Regions from separate parts of the Homo sapiens genome. Here region 2 is linked to region 1. A link is an interaction called in ENCODE POLR2A ChIA-PET data of the cell type or tissue named here. Cell type or tissue: A673. All regions are shown on one strand. Links, peaks and the distances in the headings refer to the core of each region. The heading gives the core; the rest is flanking DNA.

Evidence for each region. Peaks named below come from ENCODE experiments on the same cell type or tissue, not always from the same donor. Only the 100,000 strongest peaks of a DNase experiment are listed, where the experiment ranks them.
Region 2: POLR2A ChIA-PET joins it to region 1 with 9 read pairs; 2 of 35 experiments call an interaction of 5 or more read pairs at or near these places.

Annotation. Positions count from the first base shown.
Region 1 is chr6:123,652,185-123,662,977 of GRCh38, reverse strand. LOC105377981 (a long non-coding RNA gene) reads right to left here. Exons shown (of 3, transcript XR_942943.3): 2 at 7,220-7,319. Among named protein-coding and RNA genes, the nearest start is that of TRDN, 21 kb to the right of the region's middle. In A673, for the core only: no CTCF peak of the experiment used is centred there; no DNase peak of the experiment used is centred there; H3K4me3 peaks cover 58 bases.
Region 2 is chr6:123,388,868-123,399,660 of GRCh38, reverse strand. It overlaps TRDN (triadin), which reads left to right. Exons shown (of 41, transcript NM_006073.4): 13 at 5,984-6,037. Among named protein-coding and RNA genes, the nearest start is that of TRDN-AS1, 45 kb to the left of the region's middle. In A673, for the core only: a CTCF peak has its summit at 6,114 (motif pointing left); a DNase peak (open chromatin) is centred at 6,120; H3K27ac peaks cover 572 bases.

The DNA.
Region 1 (10,793 bases), core at 4,418-6,917:
GATTTATCTGTTTAGGCAGCACAGGCTTCGCTCACACTGTTTTTTCTGTCATATGATCTATGGACCTAGAAGTGTTTCACCTCTGAAATATCAAATCCAAAATGGAAATTGCTGACTTCAGCCATGTAACATTCCATTTCATTCATTTGTTTAATTCCAGCAGATTTTTTCCCACTTTATCATGACATTTAGTATCTGGCTTCCTCTTCCTTCTTATTCATTCAATCACAACTATCTATTGAATGCCTCCTCTGTACCGAACCAGGTTCTAGGCACCGGGAATAATGTGCTAAATAAGACATACAGGACATTTTCTCAGAGACATTAATATTTTAGAGAGGGAGAAAAACTAAAGAAGCATATTTTAATGTTGGGTAGGAATGAATGATATCAAAAATTTAGCTGAAAAAGAATAAAAAGTGATGGAATATATATGGCTCTTTTAAAAAGAGTGTAATAATTAGCTCTTGACACAATATTGCTGCAAAATAAAGTAACTTCAAAATTTCAGTACAACACACCTATCTGCAGGCTGGCTAAAGTTTGATTTAGGCTGGGCTTCCCTTGACTTGGCTCCATGCTACAGGTTGAGTTCAATTCCTTTCCACCTGTTTCTTCAGCCCATTTAAGTCAGTAGCCACTCATGCATGTTCTTTTCATGGCAAAAGATCAGAATAAGAGGGAAAGACAAATTGGGTAATCACATTTTGAGCCTTGGTTTTGTCAGGTCTGCTAATACCCGATTGGTTAAAGCAAGTCACAGACAGGGCTTGGCCCCAAATCAAGGGTCAGAGAAATACATGCCACCTACATGTGCATAAGGCCATGAAAGGTTGGATTTATATAAAACTAATGCAGAAGAGTGAAGAGTTGTGACCAATTATTCAATCTATCATTTTGAGTGAAAGGGGGAAATTCATTGACATTTAAGATCTGAATAAGGGATTAAAGAAATTATATTAATAACTGAGAACAGAACATACCAGGTAGTGGAAACAACAAGTGTAAAGACTTAAAAGTAGAGACAAGTTAGAGAAATAACAGTTTGTTTGGTACAGTAAACATGGGGTGAATGAAGGAAGAGCAGTCGTGGAAGATAAAGTCAATAGGTGTTTAATGATAAAATTTTAGTAGATCTTTAAATCCATGAAATTTGGATTTTTAAATAAGTACATCGGAAGCCTTTGAAATACTCTGAGCAGGAAATATATGTAATCAAATTTCTGTTTCTAAAAGATCACAGCAGCCGGGCACGGTGGCTCATGCCTGTAATCCTAGCACTTTGGGAAGCTGAGGTGAGTGGACTGCCTGAGCTCAGGAGTTCCAGAAAAGCCTGGGCAACATGGTGAAACCCTATCACTACTAAAATACAAAAAATTAGCTGGGTGTGGCAGCATGCACCTATAGTCCCAGCCACCTGGGAGGCTAAGGCAGGAGAATTGCTTGAACCTGGGAGGCAGAGGTTGCAGTGAGCTGAGATTGTGACACTGCACTCCAGCCTGGGTGACAGAGCAAGACACTGTCTCTATAAAAAACAAACAAACAAACAAAAATCACAAGCAGCTATGTAGAGAAATGACTGTAAGGGGGACAAAAATGAAAGAGAGCAATCACTTAAGAGGTTTTTTGGGCAATACTAGGGAGAGAAAGATCATGACTCATACTAGGATATTAATAGTGGAGGTGGTGAGAAGTAGAATTCTGGATACAGATCCAGGTTATTGGCAAGACCATATTAATATGGGAGGGGGGCAGGGAAGTGCTGGGTAGAGAAGGGTGGGATCCATGGTGAGGGCTCCACCCTCGGGCCTGTGGCCACAGACCTAAGTGAGAATGGGCACTCCTGTTTTCACACCTAAATGGTGCATTTTTCCAAGACCACTCTGGCTTGCCACACCCCTCATCTTGTGCCCATAAAAACCTGTGACCTAGCAGGCGCAGACACAAGCAGATGGATGTTGAGAGGAACAGACCAGCAGACACTGGCAGAACATCAATGACAGAATGATGTGGATGCCAAGGTGAGTTTGACCAGGAATGGGTGGAGGAGAGTCCAGCCTCTGGGTGGCCAGACTCCAGAACAAGACCACTTTCCCACTTCATCTCCCTTCTTGTTCCCCATCCATCTCACTGGGAGCCACCTCCACCACTCAATAAAACCTTGCACTCATCCTCCAAGCCCACGTGTGATCTGATTTTTCCAGTACGCTGGACAAGAACTTGGGATACAGAAAGCCCTCTGCCCTTGTAATAGGAAGAGCGTCCAATTGAGCTAACACGAGCCATCTGCAGACAGCCAAGCTGAAAGAGCACACTGTAACACATGCCCACTTGGGCTTCGGGAGTTGTAAACACTCAGCCCTAGACACCTAAAAGCTGTCCCCATGACCTCTGCACCCACCCATCTGCATGCTTCCCCTAGGGGTTTGAGCAGCGGGCAGCCACACCTCTGTTGCACACCATGTGAGGGGGATAAGGGAACTCTCCCATTTCAATATTATATGATGATGGCTTAGATATAAGAAGTGAGAGAAGGAGAGGAATCAAAGGTGACTGCTAAGTTTTTAGTCAGAATAACTTGGTAATTGGCATGACATTTATTAAGTGGAAACAATTGAAGGAAGAATGGGGTTGGTGGTAAGAATGAAAAATTTGTTTTACATAATTGAAGTGTGAGCTGTTTTTTGGACATCCAAATGGAGATGTTAAGTGGTGGGAGAGTAGGAACAGAAGAGATTGATGTTGAAGCTATCAGAAAATAGATGATATTTAAAGCCTTGAAGTTGGATGAGATCACTTAGGGAATAAGGAAAAAGGCTCAATGATTCAGTGCTAGGTGCTTCCAAAATTATGATTCAGAAAGAGGAGATAGAACAGGAGAGCAAGACCAAGGAGTGGCTTGGAAGGTAGGAGTAAATCGAAGATAAATGGTTGTCAGGAACCCAAGTAAAGAAAAAGTTTCAAGAAAGGAAGTGATCCCCTGTCTCTTCTTGATCTTGCTACTGAGGGTCAAGGAAGATGAAGATTGAGAATTCTTCATTGGTATGTGGCATGATGGAAATTATGAATACTCTTCACAGGTACCATTTCTATGGTGTGTTTGAGACAAAGTCTTATTGGAATCAGTTAAAAAGAGAATGAGAGGAAAATATGTCAGAATATTCAGCTCTTAGGAATTCTACCAGCTGGGCTGTGAACACCTCTTATCTTTATTTCCTGTTCATATTAGATCATATGTTCACAGTTTCAAAACAGCTTAACTCTATTGCTATATTACTTTTTCACTTGAATACCCAACAGCCCCCCAAATCTTGACCAATATAACTACCACCTTTTCATTTCTATAATTGAGCAGTTGAGCACTGCTGAAGGAAATCACAGACTTACTGTGCCTTGAAAAATTCTTATCATCAATACCATCTGTCATTCTCCCTGCATTTTCCTTGTTATTTGTCTCTCCTATTCCACATATACATAATTTACTTGTTCTACATATATTCTTCCTATTATAATCCTCTCATGGGAAGAAGTGTCCCTTCTTATAATTTATCTATCTCAGTCTTATACAATCATTCCTCCTACTTCCTCAGCAATCTTGCTCATTAATTATCTCTTGTTTTTCTTGTAGTTTCATGACCACCCTCCTTATTGGCTCTTTCCCGTCTTCATTTATGCATTCTCCATTACTTTCAATCATAACCTCAATATTTCCTCACCTCTCTGCTCCAATCTTTCATTATTCTCCCACCAGTGGCTACATTTCTTTAAAATGTATCTCCAATCATTATGACCATATCTCGCCTTCCATTTCCTGTTTAGATTTCTGCAATCTGAAACCCACCTTCACCACCACTGCAATAAAAGCTTCTTGTGATTGTAATCAGAAACTTCACTAAATCTCATGGGCATGTTGGAAACCTAATCTAATTTGATTTTTTTCCCCTAGTACTTGACACTGTTGAATTGTTATTCTTACTGAAATGTTCTCTTTTGTTTGTTCTGGTTGCTTTCACACTTAGTTTTTCTCCTATCTTTCTGGCTGCTCTAAGTAAATGTGATAGCTGGTTTCTTTTTATGTGTTACAAATTGGTGTTTCACAGGGTTTCAGCTGAGGTTTTATTTTCTTCTCCCTTTGTGTTCTATTACTGCCTGACCTCATTCACTCCCATGACTTGTCATCTATATCCTGATGATGCACAAATGTATCCTCCTAGGCATGTATTTCCAACAGCCTCCTGGATATTTCCACCTAGCTGCTCCTCTAATAACTTAAGCTCAATAAGAACATCATCTCGTCCACTGAAACCTGAAATCTCCTCCAAAATCATCTATGTCATTGACTGGAGACACCATGCATCTAAATGCCTAATAAGGAAAATTAGATAAAAAAATACACCCTTTATTTATGCCCCCAACTAATTAGCCAAGTCTTGTTGAGTCTATATCATGTCTCAGTCTTTTTATTTATCCAATTCCATTCTTCCCCTGTGGATCTACTCAAGTTTAAGAACACCATCACCTCTCTCTCCTGGATTTCTTTAGCAGCTCTCTAATTCAGTTCCCTGGTTTTAGTCTCAACTTATTTATTTATCTATAATACAAATATGTTAGTGTTACTTTCATTTCACACTTTTCAAAGTCTCTCCTTTTTTTTTCTTTTTTTGAGATGAAGTCTCACTCTTGTTACCCAGGCTGGAGTGCAATGGTGCGATCTTGGCTTACTGCAATCTCTGCCTCCCAGGTTCAAGTGATTCTCCAGCCTCAGCCTCCTGAATGACTGGGATTACAGGCGCCTGCCACCATGCCCAGCTAATTTTTGTATTTTTAGTACAGATGAGGTTTCACCATGTTGGCAAGGCTGGTCTTGAACTCCTGACCTCAGGTGATCCGCCTGCCTCGGCCTCCCAAAGTGCTGGGATTACAGGTGTGAGCCACTGCACCTGGCCTAGTTTTTTTTTTTTTTGGTAGAGTTTAAACCTCTTTGGGTTTTGATTTTTTGAACACCTTTATCCATTCATCTCCCATTCTTCTAGAAACTAGCTATATCCTATTATCCTTGAGCTCTCTGCTCAAATATCACTACTTCCTGGGTATTTCTTCCCTCTCAAATTCTGACTTATTTCCTTTATAGCACTTATATTGAAATGCATATATCTTATACGAATAGTTTCTGTAGTCTGTACATACAAATTAACTTCATATTGACAGTAATGCACATTTTCTGTTTTTGCCCACATCTTGTACCCACGAAACTCTATTGCCCATTCTCCCATGAATATTTCTGAAAATCTTTGAAACAAGTCAGTGCATCAGTCAGCAAATATTTTTTTGAGGACCTATTATGATGCCAGGCAATACTTTAGATTCTAGGAATAGGGAGATGAAAACGTTGGAAGGCCTACAGGATTATAAGACATTCAGTAAACACACAAACACATACATAATTTGAGACTGCAGGTAAATGCTAAAAACAGTCAAACAAGAAACTCTGGCAGATTAACTAAGTTGAGGGGCTGAAGGGGAGAAAGGGGCAAGAAGAGGTCACTGTTTTGGCAATTGTGAATTGACCTGAATGGTGAGAAGACAGCCATGCAATCATCTGCAGGTAGATAATTTCAAGCCAAAGGAACATACTAATGTCTTGACTTGAGATCAAGCTTGGCACAGGCAGAAACGAGGGTCTTGTCATAGCAGCATTAGTTGTAGAGATAAAAAGGAGATCAGAGAGGTATTCAGGGCCATGTCGTGCAAGGCCTTATAGGCATAGCAGGAGATTGGATATTATTCTGGTTGTAGTGGGAAGTCATGGAGAGTTTGAACAGGACAGTGATCTAGTTTGATCACTGGTTCATTTGTTTTGGTGAGATGAGGGGACTCACGTGTTCTCACAAACAAACATCTCCCATATAGTCAATGCATGGGTGATGCACAGGGTCTTTCAGAACCTTAAAAATGAAATAGCTAAAACACAAAGCTTGCAATTTCTGGTTGCCTTTCAAAAATGGACTCTGCTGCATCATTATGTTAATAGACTCCCTGTCTTCTAGGGGCAAACAAGGGTAGTGGCATTGGAAACCTCACTTTGTTTCCCCAGTGTTAGTCTGGTTCTCCTTACTTGTCCATAATCTTTTTAGAGCTACGGTTGTAACTTGTTCACTATTACATCCCCAGGTGCACAGTACCTGAGTAGGACTCAATTACTGTTTGTTGAAGGAAGGAAAATTTATGGAGGTAGAATGGAGAATTTTAATGTTCTCTCTACACAATTATTAACTCTTCATAGGGTCAATTTATATTCCCCAGTGTCCATCATTCATTTCCCTGAAAGAGTGGTGCACAGCTCACTGCAATATTCTGACATTTGGGACAAATAATCAGATCTTCTTGGAACATTTGAGCTTTCATTCCTCTAACCCTGACTGACTAGACGAAAACTCTGTATTGCTTATGTTTACTCAGATCCTTATGCAGAAAACATACAAACAACAACAAACCCTTTATTAAAGTAAACTTGAAGAAGTTCACTTGGATTGAAAAGGCATGTATTTTTTCATTTACATTTGGAAATTCAAATGACAGGATCTAGAGTTCTAGGATAGAGTGGTGATTGACAGTAATGAGCAACAATTCAGAAAAGAGAAACATATTGCAAGAGTCACAAAACCTCTAATGCCCCAAACATTTTCCCTTTTTTAAAAATTGGTCCTTTTTGCATTATCTTTTTTTTTTTTTTTTTTTGTCAGAAGAGTTGTAGCTGCCATTCTAAGTTCAGTTTCTTTTGCATTCATGCTCACTAAAAAACAAAACTGCAAAATACAAGAGCTCTACATTTATGTTCAGATGAAAGGCTGAAATCCCAAACACAGAGAATATTGACAGCTCTGACAGATCCATCTCTGACATTAACAGTCAAAGATGGTTGCATGGAAACACTAACAGTCAAAAATAACTCCTTTTGTTATAAAAAATAATGAGAAGGAGATGAATTGAAAGGCTTTGAGACTCGACTGAGTATCACAAAGATTATTCTAAAGTTTTGGGCCTGACATTTTGTCTACTACTAGTTTTCATTCTAAAATTTTCAAAATGAGCCTCAGAGAAATTTACTTCACAGGTTGCTAATTGAAGCTTAGAAGGGAAAACTGTAACTTTCTCACAATGGCACTTTAAAACATTTAGTTCTAAGTTTTCCTACTGTGATCGATACTCTGGGTCTTACCTTAACTCATTCACCATCTTCCTCAGGGCACTAGAGTTGTATTTCCACTTTTTGGTTTCACTTTCTCAGTTCTGTTACAATCGTTGTCTACAGAGCTTTCCTGAAACAGAATTCTCATTTTTAAAAAGTGATATTTTATGCCACAGTTTGACAAAAAGACAGAAATTAAGAAGGGGAAAAACTTAAAGACAGTTTTTAAGATTCAGGAAATACACTAAGAGTTATATAGTTCTGTGAAACCATCAAGGTAGCTATTTAGGAAAGATTTTAAAAAGCGGTTGTTTAATGGGATTTTTCACCTTCTAGTGAGATATATCGGCAGCCTATAGCAAGCCCTGTTTCTGAAAAGTTCGACTTGTTTGAAGAAAATGGACATTTTCATAGTTTAAGAAGGACTGAAATTCAGCTGAACTCATTTCGTATATCTATAAATAACTGTTTATTGAAATTTACCTTCTCACAAATTCTATTTCGTTTCTACACACAAAACTCTGCCTGAAAAGCGCCTCTCATTAATATGTATTGGAATTATTTAGTTCCCTAATTTTCCCCCCTGTTTCTTTCTGTGTTCTCCAAGCATACTGTTTCACCTTGGGGAAATTAAGAGCCATTCATTTTTGAGCCACCTTTGAAATTTAAGCTGCTTTTTGCATTTTTATCAAACTGATTCTCTGACTTTTTTTTCTGGCCTAAACTGAGCTTATTTTAACAGAAGACAAGAGATTAATGATGTTGTTTGATTAATAACTTGGTATATCCGAAGGTAGGTTAAACTGAGGCTACGTACTCTCTTCCCAGGCCCTCATCCTTATTAAAAAAGCCATCAAATTTTTCATAGTTTTCTATGCTGCTTTTAAAATACACCAATACACTGTGGTATAGTTTTCAAATTAATAGCTATACATTTGTACTTTTTGTTCACCTATATTTTTCAAATATTACCTTTTCTGAACAACTCTTACAGGGGTCCTAGGGCAGCAGGACTTGGAGAACTCTAAGAGATGCTCTTGGCTGCTTGCCATATCTCACACCATGGGAATCAGACTTACTCAAGACAAGAGAGGCTTCATAAAGATTTCCTTCAATTTTTTCTCACCTCCCAACACAATAATCTATTGCAAATATTAGTATATGATTTGGACAGAATGAGAGAAATATTAAAGGAGACTACTGGCTGTTACGACCTGACTGCATTGGGTACTCTTGCAAATGGGTAGGTGGATTGTCGTGCGTAAGAGCATGGTCTCTGGATTCAATGGCTTGGGTCTGCACTGAGGCTTTGCCATGGACCAGCTGGGTGACCTTGAGACACTAACTGCTTTCCTTTGTGCCACAGGTTCTTTATTAGCAAAATGGGGAATAATGAACCCTACCTCATAGGGTTCTCACAAAGATTAAATCAATTAATACATGTAAATCACTTAAAACATGCCTGGTCTATATTAATCCTGTCTTCATATTTGTGCTTTGTTACTGATCCTTTTGAATTTTGTTTATTGTAATATTTTAAAATATTCCATTAAAATATTATTTTGTCTGATTACTGAGTTTTTTGTCTCTCCCTTACATTTTACACCAGAGGTAAGTGTCTTGCTCCTTTCATACTAATCCTTGCCCTATTTCCTATATTATTACAATTACTGGCTTTCTTGATGTTCCTGGTCAAATTTGAAAACAAAAAAGTGTTTTTTTTTTGTTCTGATCATTTCAACTGTAAAATAGATAGGGCATGTAGAAAATAGATTTTAATAAAGGTATACATCTTGAAGTTTTAATACAAAGCAAGTAAATGCACGTGTAACCACCACCTAGATCAAGAAAGAAACATTGCCAGCATCTCATGCACCCTCCCAATAAAGATCCATTTCTCCTTCTGAAAGGTTGACTTGTATCCTAACATTTCTGGTAATTGTTCCCACGACTTATTTGATTGCTGTCTATCTAAGTATGTGTTCTCAAATATTATCTTACCTGGTCTATTTAAAAAAATGATACAAATAGAGAGATGCACATACAATATGTATTCTTTTATGTCTCTTTATTTTATTTAAAATTAGGTTGTGAGATTTACATAAGTTGTTATAGCTGTAGTTCATTTAATTTCCTTGCTGAATAGTAATTCAGTGTATCAATACACCACAACTTATTCATTCTACCATTGATTAATTTTGAATTTGTTTTCAATGTTTGGCTATTATTAGCAATACTACTAGGACCACTCTTGAATAAGTCTCTCGGGCACGTGTGGTATATGTGCTTGCATTTATATTAGGTACGTGCTTGAGAGTGGAATTAGTATTAGTGCTGGTTTTCTGAAAATGTTTTATCAGCTTTTACCTGTTAAACTAATTTTTTAAATTTAATAGTGTATCAGGAAATTACTTTGTATTTTCTATATACATAATCATGTCAACTGTATTTGTGACATTTGGATTTCTTCCTTTCAAATCTTTCGACATATTATTATTTCCTTATTACAATAAGACCATCATCTTCACGACATGTTGGTTAGAAAAGTCTGTTATGTTCCCAGGTTCACAAGGAAAGCTTTTGACATTTAATAATCAGATGAGTTCTTTGCTATAACATTGGTGTAAGGGCCATTTGTCAGATTAAGAAAGGTCCTTAATGTTTTTAAACATGCATACATACATCAAATAATATTTTCTTATATCAAAAAATTTTTGTACATTTGTTGAGATGGTCATATGAGTTTTCTCCCTTATTTGGTTAATATGATAAATTATATTAATGATTTTCTAATGTTAAGCCAAACATATGCCTGGGGTAAACCCAAATTAGACATGGATGCAGCATCTTATTATATATTCTGGGGTAGTTTTCTATTTTTTTTTTTTTTGCTTAGGACTTCTGCATCTATACGTATAAAGAGGCTGGCTGACTTGCAATTTTTTTCTTGTGATTATTATTTCTAGTTTTTTATTGAGGTTATTATGAACTGTTAAAACATATTTTAGAGTAATGATTTGTTATCTAGTCTCTAGAAGATTTTGTGTTAAAACTTGCATTCATTTTTTCTTAAATATTTAGTAGGATTTACAAGTGAAGGTATCTGGGTCTGGAGTTTTTTCTTTGAGAAAATTTAAAATTATGGATTTAAATTTATTTTTTCCAGATATCTATAGTTTCTAGATCTTCTTTTGTTAGCTTTTATAATTTATATTTTTCTAAAGTTTTGTGTACTAGTTTGTTCTTGCATTGTTATAAGAAGTACCTGAGACTGGGTAATTTATAAAGAAAAGAGGTTTAATTGGCTCATGATCCTGTAGGCTATACAAATGTGGTACTAGTGTCTGCTTGGTTTCTGGGGAGACCTCGGGAGGCTTTTACTCATGGCAGAAGGTGAAGTGGAAGCAGGCACATCACAAGGTGAAAGCAGGAGCAAGAGAGAAAAAGTTGGGGGTGGGGTTTGCCACACAATTTTAAATGACCAGATCTCATGAGAACTCACTCAGTATCATGAACACAGCACCAAGGGGATGGTACTCAGCCATTCAAGGGAAATCCACCCCTATGATCTCATCACCTCCCACCAGGCCCCACTTCCAATACT
Region 2 (10,793 bases), core at 4,619-7,118, 260 kb after region 1:
GGTACTGTCTCTTTGCTTTAGGCAAAAACATCTAGGACCCCTCTAAGACAGGTATTTCTTTCTCTGGCATCTCAAGAAATGGGACTTCATATCTTCCATGGTATTGCATTCTGTTGTTTTATTAGATACATGGAATAAACCTTTTCCTTAGTCTAAATGTAATCTGCCCTTAATATGGCAAATATTTTGAAGAGTAAAAGGCCAAATGATCTGTATCTTGCACATAACTTTCCTTTATGTTAAAAAAAGTTTCTTCTGCTAATCATTTAAATTAATTGATACCTTGGTCTTCAACCCTAAATTGTTGATTACTTAAGAAACTTGTCATTCTCACACATTCTATCCAGACAGCTAGATAATGCCATGAGGGGGAAATGCTCATTATTCTGATTGATGTTTCCCAATCATTTTCTGTTTTCCTATGCTTAATTTTTGGAAAAAGCTGATTTTATGTGTAACATCTATAGGTAGATTTTGACCTACATGTAGTAAAAGCATCCAAATTCTTTCTTTTTTCAAATTAAGAAATACTTAGATGAGTTAAATGGAAGCGATAGTCTTTTTTAGATTAAAATATAGATTATTTTAGTAGCCGTGAAATAATCAAATTTTTTCTGAATTAAACACTATAATGCTAAGTTATTAAGGTAAAAGCTACTTAGATTCCAAAACAAAAATACATGGCTTGATGAGGTGAAGATTTTCTGGGGGAAAAAATCTAGCAAAATTATGTTAACTATTGTAAATCATTTTGCCAACTTATTTAGATTTTTAACCTCTAGCAATAACAGATTATTTTGATACATTATTCATATTTCTGCATTGTGCACCTTTTGCAATTTGCATATCTGGCTGCAAATAGGCCCTTCTTTCAGGCTTCAGTCCCCTTGGTCACACAGGATGGCCAAAGGCTGCTTCATGATTAATTTCATCTCAATAGGGTAATTATCATACTGAAATGAAGCAATGCCCATGAAATATGCTTTCCTGGAGTTATAAGTACAAGAGGCTTAGCCTAGAGCTTTCAAGTATGTAGCAACTTTTAGCTTAAATGTTAACCTTTCTCTATTTTGGTACTATCTATATCTAAAAATAATACTGGATTTTATAAGAATAGAAAACAATAACTTAGAATTTGATTTAGCAGCTCTTTGGACTGCAAGATAATTTGTCATTAGTTTCCACTATCTTATGCAAAAAATAAAGGATGTATATATTTTGAGGGGTCAAGGTTTTATAATGCTGGGTCAAATTTTAGCTGCTGAATTAATAAACATGAATTTAACTCCTGATCTGTGGAAAAGCCATTCAACTTTTCTATATTTAGTTTTCTTACCTAAGAAAATAAGAACGGTCGGCCAGGCACGGTGGCTCACACCTGTAATCCTAGCACTTTGGGAGGCCGAGGCAGGTGAATCACGAGGTCAGCAGTTCGAGACCAGCCTGACCAACATGGTGAAACCCTGACTTTACTGAAAATAGAAAAAAATTAGCTGGGCGCAGTGGCGGACGCCTGTAATCCCGGCTACTCAGGAGGCTGAGGCAGGAGAATTGCCTGAACTCCGGAGGCGGAGGTTGCAGTGAGCCAAGATCGTGCCACTGCACGCCAGCCTGGGCGACGGAGTGAGACACCATTTCAAAAAGAAATAAAAGAAAATAAGAACAGTCTAAGTTCCTTGTAATATTGATGAAGTAGCAAGAGACAGCTTTAAAGCTGTTTTCATTTCTTTGGAAGATTAATAAAATAAATTTGATTCATAATTTGAATCCTGAAAAAATGTTTATCTCAAACATGCTCTTAAGTAGAATTCCAATATTTTCATTTTTTGTTGTTTGTTTCTCCTCCTATTCTTTTAACAAAATCCATGCAAATTAATTAAAAATTTGCAAATTTGTCTAAATTAGTTAATTTTACAAAATTCCCAATTGCAATGTGGGTTACCATATATTCTACTAAAAATCTAGTTCTAAAATTTAGAGTTAATACACTTTCTGAATAACACATAATCAGTGATCAAAGAGAAAAAGAGATTTTGCGTCATCTTAAAAGTGAAATAGATCCCTGAGCTTAATGTTCCATTTCAAAGCAGTCAATTGGATTTTTTTTCATTTTTATAGTTAGATATTCTGTGCCATTTCTTACTGTTTCATAGAGACAATTTTTCCAGCAGTTTGTTGGGTCTGGAGTTATAAAGTTGAATAAGTGACAATCAATCAGTGATCTCAGAGAATTTATAGGGTAGTAGGAAGGGAAGTTGTACGAGTAAATAATTATATGATTTCACATTGAAATGGAAATCTGTACTGTGGAGGTCAGTGGGCTGGGTATTGTCAATAACCAGGATAAAGTCTGTGTGGTAGGAGCCCACTACCTGCTTTACCATCTGCTGCTACTCATTCTCCTGCCCCTGTCAGTTCCTCTCTCTAATGGCCAGCCACTTCACTGCAGATGGGGGGAGTCTTTCTTATTTATTTTGTTGTTACTATAAGTAAGAGACTTACATGTTATTCAGGTATTTGAATAACATTGTTTATTGTCTCTTTTGAAGTAATAATTGATCTCTACCAACTTATTCTAAAATTAAAACATAATAAATACACTGTTTTTTTTTTCAGAGATGGGAGAATGCTCAAAAACATGTAAGATGTGGGTAGGTTTCTCAGCAATACTATTATTCTTTACCTGCTGTCCATTAGCCAAAGACCAATTCTGGCTGCTGACAGTGTAGCAGTCCATTTGCCACTAAAGTTATGTGAAACCTATTTTTGAAAATGTAATGGATTTGCACTTTACATTAAATGAAGTCAAAATATAAACAGTGTCCTAGAAATGAAAAGTTAATCGTATTAAACTAATATTTAAATCTCTGTGCAAAAATTGGCTCTTTAACAAAATGTTTGCAGACTAATGATATCTTTTCAGTTTTGTAAATCAGGTTGTTCCATATCTGTGGAATCAGAAGACATTGAAACATTTGGCTCATCTGATTCATGACAATTTGTTTATATAAATACCGCATGTTTCAGGGATCTACAAATACTAACTTCTCTGATAATTTCCTGAAAAAACACCCCCAAGTGAATTATGCTGACATTTTAATCTAGGTCCATCCTGTCTCTGATTTAAAAGTCCAAAATACTATTTATCAATTTCAGAATTACTATAATCTTTAGTTGAATATTGTTATGGTCATCTGTTTTTTATTTAAGTCATTGTACTTTATTTCCAAAAACACAGCTATAAACAAAACTATGACAAGATAAAATCATTTGATATGATGAAATTTTCATTAGAATATGTGTAGTGGAGGCAGTACAGATGAAATACTGTAGTAGGTGTTGGAAACGGTGGGCTCATTATCCTGTCTTTTTTATTTTTGTATAGGTTTAGAATTTTCCCTAACAAAAATGTAGTTTCTTTTGTAGTTGGCAGAAATCAAAAGGAGACAGAAAAATTATTTATAATGAAAATTTGTCTGTCTGGATTAATGTGTTTTCAGTAGTACAATATTTGGTGCAGCCTTCTTGTGTTGTACATGTATGGACTCAGGGTCGATTCCTCCCCTAATGTCATGCAATTTTGAAAATGGAAATGCTGTGCAAGAGCAGATGTCAAATCTGATCTTCTTTGCATGTGTCCTCAATAGTTTCAAGGATGATATTTTTGTTGGTTGGATGCAAGCTGGCAGACTTACTGAAAAGGCATTTGGTTTTAAACTGTTAATTTCTATTGAGATGTAGATCATGTAGTAGTTTGTGAACTAATATTTTAGACGGGTGAAAACGCAATTGAGGTTCGTGCAACTGCAATTGCATTTGCACCAACCTCATAAATGAACTTTAAAGCTTAAAATCAGAGAAGGAATAGATGGAGTTATGAGGGACAAACATGATACTGCTATGATCCCGAGATTTTCCTCCATTGAAATCTTTCTTTTGCAGGTAGACATTGTAGAATGACCTCTTTAAAATACACTTTTACCTGGAAACAGTATCTTCAATGCATCAGTGTGCATTTGTGGACTGTTTTCTTTGGCATGTGTTGGACGCGGGACAATGAGGGGCAGGGAAGGCTTAGGGAGGGAACTAAGTCTTAGTAGAAAGAAGAGCCCATAGATAAGGAACCCTAAAACATGCCCAATCTATGTGCACACAGCCCAACCCAGGACAGGCTAAGGTTATTAAAGAGGTAAACCCCATTGAGAGATGACCAGCCTGTTGGGACACTCAAATGGGAAAACTCAGCACTCAGGGGCATGTTTCTGAACCTGACCGCTGAGGGAGAAAGCAGCTGACAGAGAAACCAAACAGTCTGTGGGAGAAGTGATAAGGCCCTAGGAAAAGCACTACATAATTTGCAGGTGTGTGTGACCTCCGTGCTCTAATAGAATCTTAGGTGTGATGAGGTTGTTTAGGATCAGTGATTTAAGAGGATATAAAGAAAAAGGAGAAGATAAGAGGAAAATTGGCTGCAAATTTTTGCAAATATTTCTACAAATTCTAAGGTACTTTACATACTGATATTTTAAAATCTTTTTCTTTAAAATTTAATTACAAATTGCAGTATAATTTTCTAATATTTTGAGATCTCCAAGAAGTAAAACATCTGAGCAGAATGGTGCTCATTTGTTGAAATTTTTGGGCATATTATTTTCTTCTTTTCTTCCATTTGTTTTAGTCAACAATTATTTAATACTTGTCTACTAAATGTCAGTTATATATAATTACTAATTGAGACCATTTAGTCTAGGTTTGACAAAGATGGTACTAGCATGCATGCAGTTTTCCTCCAGAAAAAAAATTAATTATGTAAATATCAAGGGTAGACTGAATTCAGTTTTGGCAAAAGATATTTTCTCTGAATAAATAGCTATAGTAATTAGAATTATTTATGAATCAAGTAATATTTATTTTATGTAACAACAAATAAAATTAGCATTTTTATAATCATGTTTATATATAAATGAATAATTATCTTACCAACAAGAGGTAAAGCATGAATTAGAAATCAAATCAACATTAAACAAGTTATAATCAACATTTGACAATAATTAAATGAAAGATTGAATATATATGTGAATCAACTACTACATATCCACCTAACTTCGTGTCCACACATAATTATTGCTAAACATGTGATGGATGAATGAATGAAAGTGAATATCTAAAACAAATGACCCAATCTTACTTTCCATTATTAAATAATAATTCAATAATTGAAAACAGTAAAGACAATCAGAAACCATACTAAGTCAAATGTGAAGTGAGCCGTTATTTTTTGAAATTTTTATTTACCCATTATTTCCCATTCTGATTAAGTATATTTAAATGTTTATCATATAAGTTTTTTTTTAATAAATCCTTTTTCTTTAAAGGAAAAATTCTGAACAAAGGAGAAAAACATAGCAAAAAAAACTTAGAACAAGAGGGAAGAAAGATTCATAATGAAGCTTGCTCATTCTCTCGGATATATTTTGCCCAGGGCCACACTAATAGTGATTGGTGCCACTGCAGTTTAGGGAAGGGCATTTTAGAGTCAAAGGCTTGAACTTGGGATTGGTTGTTTCAGGCTTTATTCTCACATTAGTCACTAAGGGACCTTCAGTAAGTCATCTTATTTGGTTCTACATGTGCCATCGATTTCAAAGGGCTGATAATACAGACATAATTTAAATAGAATTCTGAGATTTTCAAATTCAGATGCTCAACAAATGCAAAGTGATATTCCATGGCCAGTTAACAGTGAGGCAAAACAGTGTTTGGAATCTTTATCTTATGATTTAAATTGCTTCAGTCATGTTTTTCTTTCAGTAAGCTCCATTCTCAGCAATTCCTCTAATAAGTTTATGTCTTAACAAAAATTCTTCGTGTCAAAAGCAACACTTTTTATGCTCGTTTGTGTTTGTGCTCCCCTGTCCCTTTTTTATTTATATATTTTTCCAAAATCATACTTCATGGTAATTTATGTTTTTTTCATTCCAAGAGCCGGGAAAAGCTTCTGAAACCAAACAAGGGACTGTAAAAATTGCAGCACAAGGTAAGCAATAAAACACTTTAAAAAGCATTGCCTTTTTTTAAACATCTATAGCACTTTATTGACAAAAGCAAAAGCTGTTTATTGCAGAATAGCACCATCTGCTGGGATATTGCAAAAAAAATATTGTTGAATGAAAATACACAGTTCAAGTATTTATTTAGTAATTGGAGCAAGCATGACTGAGAGTAATGCCAAATTTGCAGAGGAACTGCTGAAGGACCCAAGAACTAGTCTTGGCTCCAAGTTTCAGTATTTGAGCTTTATGTATATTTTTAAAAATAATCCATTGATGTGCATAAAGAAATACAAATACAGATATAAAATAATGTACACTTTTCTATAATTTTCAGTATACCTTGTAATTTATGTTACATGAGAAGATCAGAATGTTATTAAAGCAATATTACTTCATAAACATCAAAACTGTAAAAATGGGGTTCCAGATATGGCTACAAAATAATTATCCTATTTTTATGAGCCATCTAAGAAAATTAATTTCACCATTTACAAATATCTTCAGGATAACTAAAGTGGTTTCGTCTCACACCATGAGGATTAATTTGATGAAAGCATGAGGGAAGGGTTCAAGTGTTCTGCCTTTGTTATGTGGCAAAACTTTATGGAACACACTTAGAAAATAAAAGATACAATGTTTACTGGAGAAGATCTTTATCATCTCTTCTATGCTAGATTATATAATATCAAGCAATAAAGGAGATGCACATAGGTGGTGGTACAATTTTCAGGGGTAGAAGGCTCTCATAGCAGACTTCTTAGCACATCACATGATGTATGACCGAATGTATTACATCTGAGCAAAATTTTTCTCTTGTATTTAATCTTGGACCCAGCAACATGCAGAATCACCCCCGAAAATATTGGTAACATGGGTTTGTTAAATGCCATTTGACTCGAGGATGTTGTCTGTGAGCAAAATAAGCTAGAATGATTAAAAGCTATGATACCAGTTTTTAGTTTTCACATTGAAAAACTTGTTTTTCTTTAGGAAAGTTCTGATAGGGAATATAGTAAATATTATGAACGATAGAAAGGCAGGACAAATATTATTACCTTTGGTTTTTTAATACATGAAAATGCAGGTCAGGGTGAGTTCCTCAAGCCAATGACTACCAGTTTAAGAAATCATTGCTATTAGTGTATATATGTTTTCATAGAAAACCACAATCACCTTAGGCTCATTCTGTTTGACTGAGACTTCTGAGGACCATAGTGTAGATGTGGAACTACGACTTGAGGCAAGAATTTTGTGTTAGTTACTTCAGCCTCATGTTAGAGGCATTCATGAGGAGGAAAATGAAGAGATATCTGAAAATTTGATTCATATTTGAGCTTGAGGCCATGGGCTCTTTAAACTACATTTAACCATTCAAGATTTAAACTACATTGGACAAGTCAACCTTAGAGCTTATCATTTTGGAATAAAATATTTATTTTTGAGGAAATAGTAACCAAGAGTTTCAAAGTCTTGTTAGAATTATCCTTGGAAGGAAATTGGATGAAAAGATTGATGAAGCACAGTGAACAAGGCAAGAGTGAGGTATTCTGTGTATGCGTTTACTAAAATAAAAATGACACACCAATGCAGGGACACATCAAAGCAGAACTGCATATCATTCGCGTCTTTGCAAATCCTCCATAGATCTTTCTTAGATATGTTTATTTTAATGCCATAGGCATATAATTAAATTATGCATATAAATAATTAATATTTGCAAGTACTTCACGTGGAGACAAAACTTAAAATTGGCAATAATCCTATAGTAGACTGATTTTTTGAAGTATAAAGTGACAAAATTGATCATGATCTTTGTGGCATGGTAAAAGGCTAGATTAGATCTGTTCATTTATTTATTTTTAACTTTTACAACAAAGGACATATTAAAAATCTGGCTTTCCATACATATGTATGTATATATGTTCATATTTATTTATAACTATTATTAAGATTTAGCATATATTCTTTGGAATTTTAAAATAATTTAAGGAAATTATTTTAACAAAGTTTTGAGACACTGAGGAGGCAACAAAATAAATATCTCACTACTACAGGAAATTCCAATTTGGAGATCTAAGAAATTTAGGTAGATATAAGGAATGGCTTTTGTTTCTATTAAGACATGAGACAATAACCTCAACTAGGATGGTGGCAATGACATAAGAAAAAAAGCACAAATGTCATTAACATTTTGAAGAACTAATATCTGATAGAGTATATCAAAAGAAACAAAGGAAAGAATAAAAATGATACTGAGCTTTGGAAACTGGGTAATTAGGAGATGGTAATTGTTAAAAATATTAAGTTTCAGGGGAAGAAACTAGCTGAAGGGAAAAAACTAGCTGAAGGGAAAAGATGATTCATTCTTCAGTGGATGAATGTTGAGCAAAAGTAAAATAATTGGACAATAATTTTTTTGGAGCCAATTAGAATTTAGATGGGGGATCAATCTAGTTCACAGGTATTACATAAAAAATTGTTGGAAGAAATTGATATAGACCCAAATTGGAAAGGAAGGAGAGAGATGGGGAATTATTTTTTTAATCAGTTAGGTGCAATGATGAGGTAGACACCTAGTGATATTAAAATGCCAAAGAGAGAACACATGCCGTAATGGAACTCGGCTTAAAAGATGGGGTATGTGCACTCTGTGTTAGTGTATTTCCACTGGCTTTTTTCTTCTGGATTCCTGAAGCAAACATTAAGAATCTCCTGGATACTATAGGAAGAACACAGAAAGAGAACAACATCAACAAAACTAGAATGTTAGCCATTCCAGTCTTTTTACAATGTGAAAACCAAAAACCCAGTTATTGAGAACCATGTCTACTCAGTAAATTCAGGAGTCATCCAATCCCATAACAGAGTTAAGTAGATTAGAACCAGGCAAGCTGAATTTGAGGACCAGAAGTAGGACACGTGGAACACAAGCTACAAAACCGTTCTAGAAACAATTGAATCCCGAGACCCTGGCTTTGATTAGCTTGTGGGCCTGGAATCCAGCTTGGTAGATAACATGGCTTTCCAGTTGGCAATAAATAAAAGCCATGCACCTTCAAGGGATCCAGGGCAACAACAGAAACCAGAATCAGTTATGATGGAATAGGTCAAATTCCTTCATTCAACTATCTCCATTGTCGCTGAAAACTGGAAACTGAAACTATCAAATATATAAGAATGGGAAAAAAGAAGATACATGTGCATACATGCATGCTTGCATCTCTATATGCATATGTACAGATTGTTTTTCATGTATTATTTTAGAAATCCAAAAATTTGTTGTAATTTAACAAGATTTTACTAATCTTGAAGGAATTTAAGTTTCAGAGGCTTTCTTGTCTGTAGAATTTGTAAGAAACTACAGTTTTGCTAAATGTATTCACATTCTGAGCCCTCTTTTTGGCGTTGGTCAAGGCCTTTGTCAGGTTGCCCTTTAGATGTGTGTTTATGGTTAAATTGATGAAGTTTAGCGTTCAGAGCAATTCATTGACCAGAGCTCCTTCGAGGGGGTAATTTTATGTTGTTTCATTTTGTCTTTCTTTAGAGAGTTCCCCATACCCATCCATCCAAATCATGATTGGATGATTTTGAAAATTGTAAAATTTTTTGAAGGAAATTCTTATTTTCAATGTAAAGAATCAACAACAAAGTCTGTTGAGTCAAACTCAGAGACTTACTAAAATTAAACCTCATGGCTTTGAAATTCATCAGGCCATGTCCATATCATTTAATTCATTTTCGGTGTTATCTTTGTTTTTATCCTTATTATATCATTGGAATAAACAATTTCTTAACTTAAAAACATTGTAAATATAAATCTGCTATACATTTTGTGTATTATTAGTTAAAACCACATCAAAAAGAAACAAATGTCCCAAAGTAGAATTAACTTATTTGTAAATTCACTTTTCTACTACAAAAGTAATAGCACGTCAATAACATTTAGAAAATAGAGAAAAATAACCTGTGGTAAATTAAAATACATTTTCTTCCTGTCTTTTATTCCTGATTTTTAGAGCCAATTCTGCTGCTTATACTCTGCAAATTATTTTAATGTTTCAGAGGCTTCATTTTCTGCTCTGGGCTGCCTTTTATAACAAGGTCAGGATGAAGACCCAATAAGAGGATGTACCTGAAAGAGCTTTGGCAATTGTAGCACAGAGCAAATGTCCATAGCAGTTGTTTCTAAGTGTTTTCTAAGTGTTGTTTCTAAGTGATCCCCAACATTCTATCCCGCTGAGGTGAGATTACCATACTGGAATATGCACAATCTCAAATTCAACTAATGTGGCCTAAGATACCCCTGAATGATTTTGGCTCCTGGATAAACATTACACAGAACCAGGGGTCATATTGCTTGGAGCAATTCTAAGCCTGTTGAGCACCTCTCCCAAATATTTCTGGTAATACCCATAAGCAACAACGTGGATCCAGATTTAGATTCATGGTCCAGAATTGGATAAATATCAGCACAGAGGAAGCCAGAATTCAAAGGTGATTAAAGTGTTCTGTACCTTTTTCTCTATGTAAAAGAAGGCATAAGTTTGCTAAAAGGAGGGTAGGATATTTATTTTCCCTTCCTGAAATTGGGCATTTTATACATGGTTATTATAAGTGCAAATGTAGACTGCAGACTAGTATATAATTCCTCAGTAGCTAAGCATAGATAATTTTTGGAATATCACTTCCACTTTTTTTGATTAATCCAGTCACAGCCTATATTTTACGACCTTCTAGAAG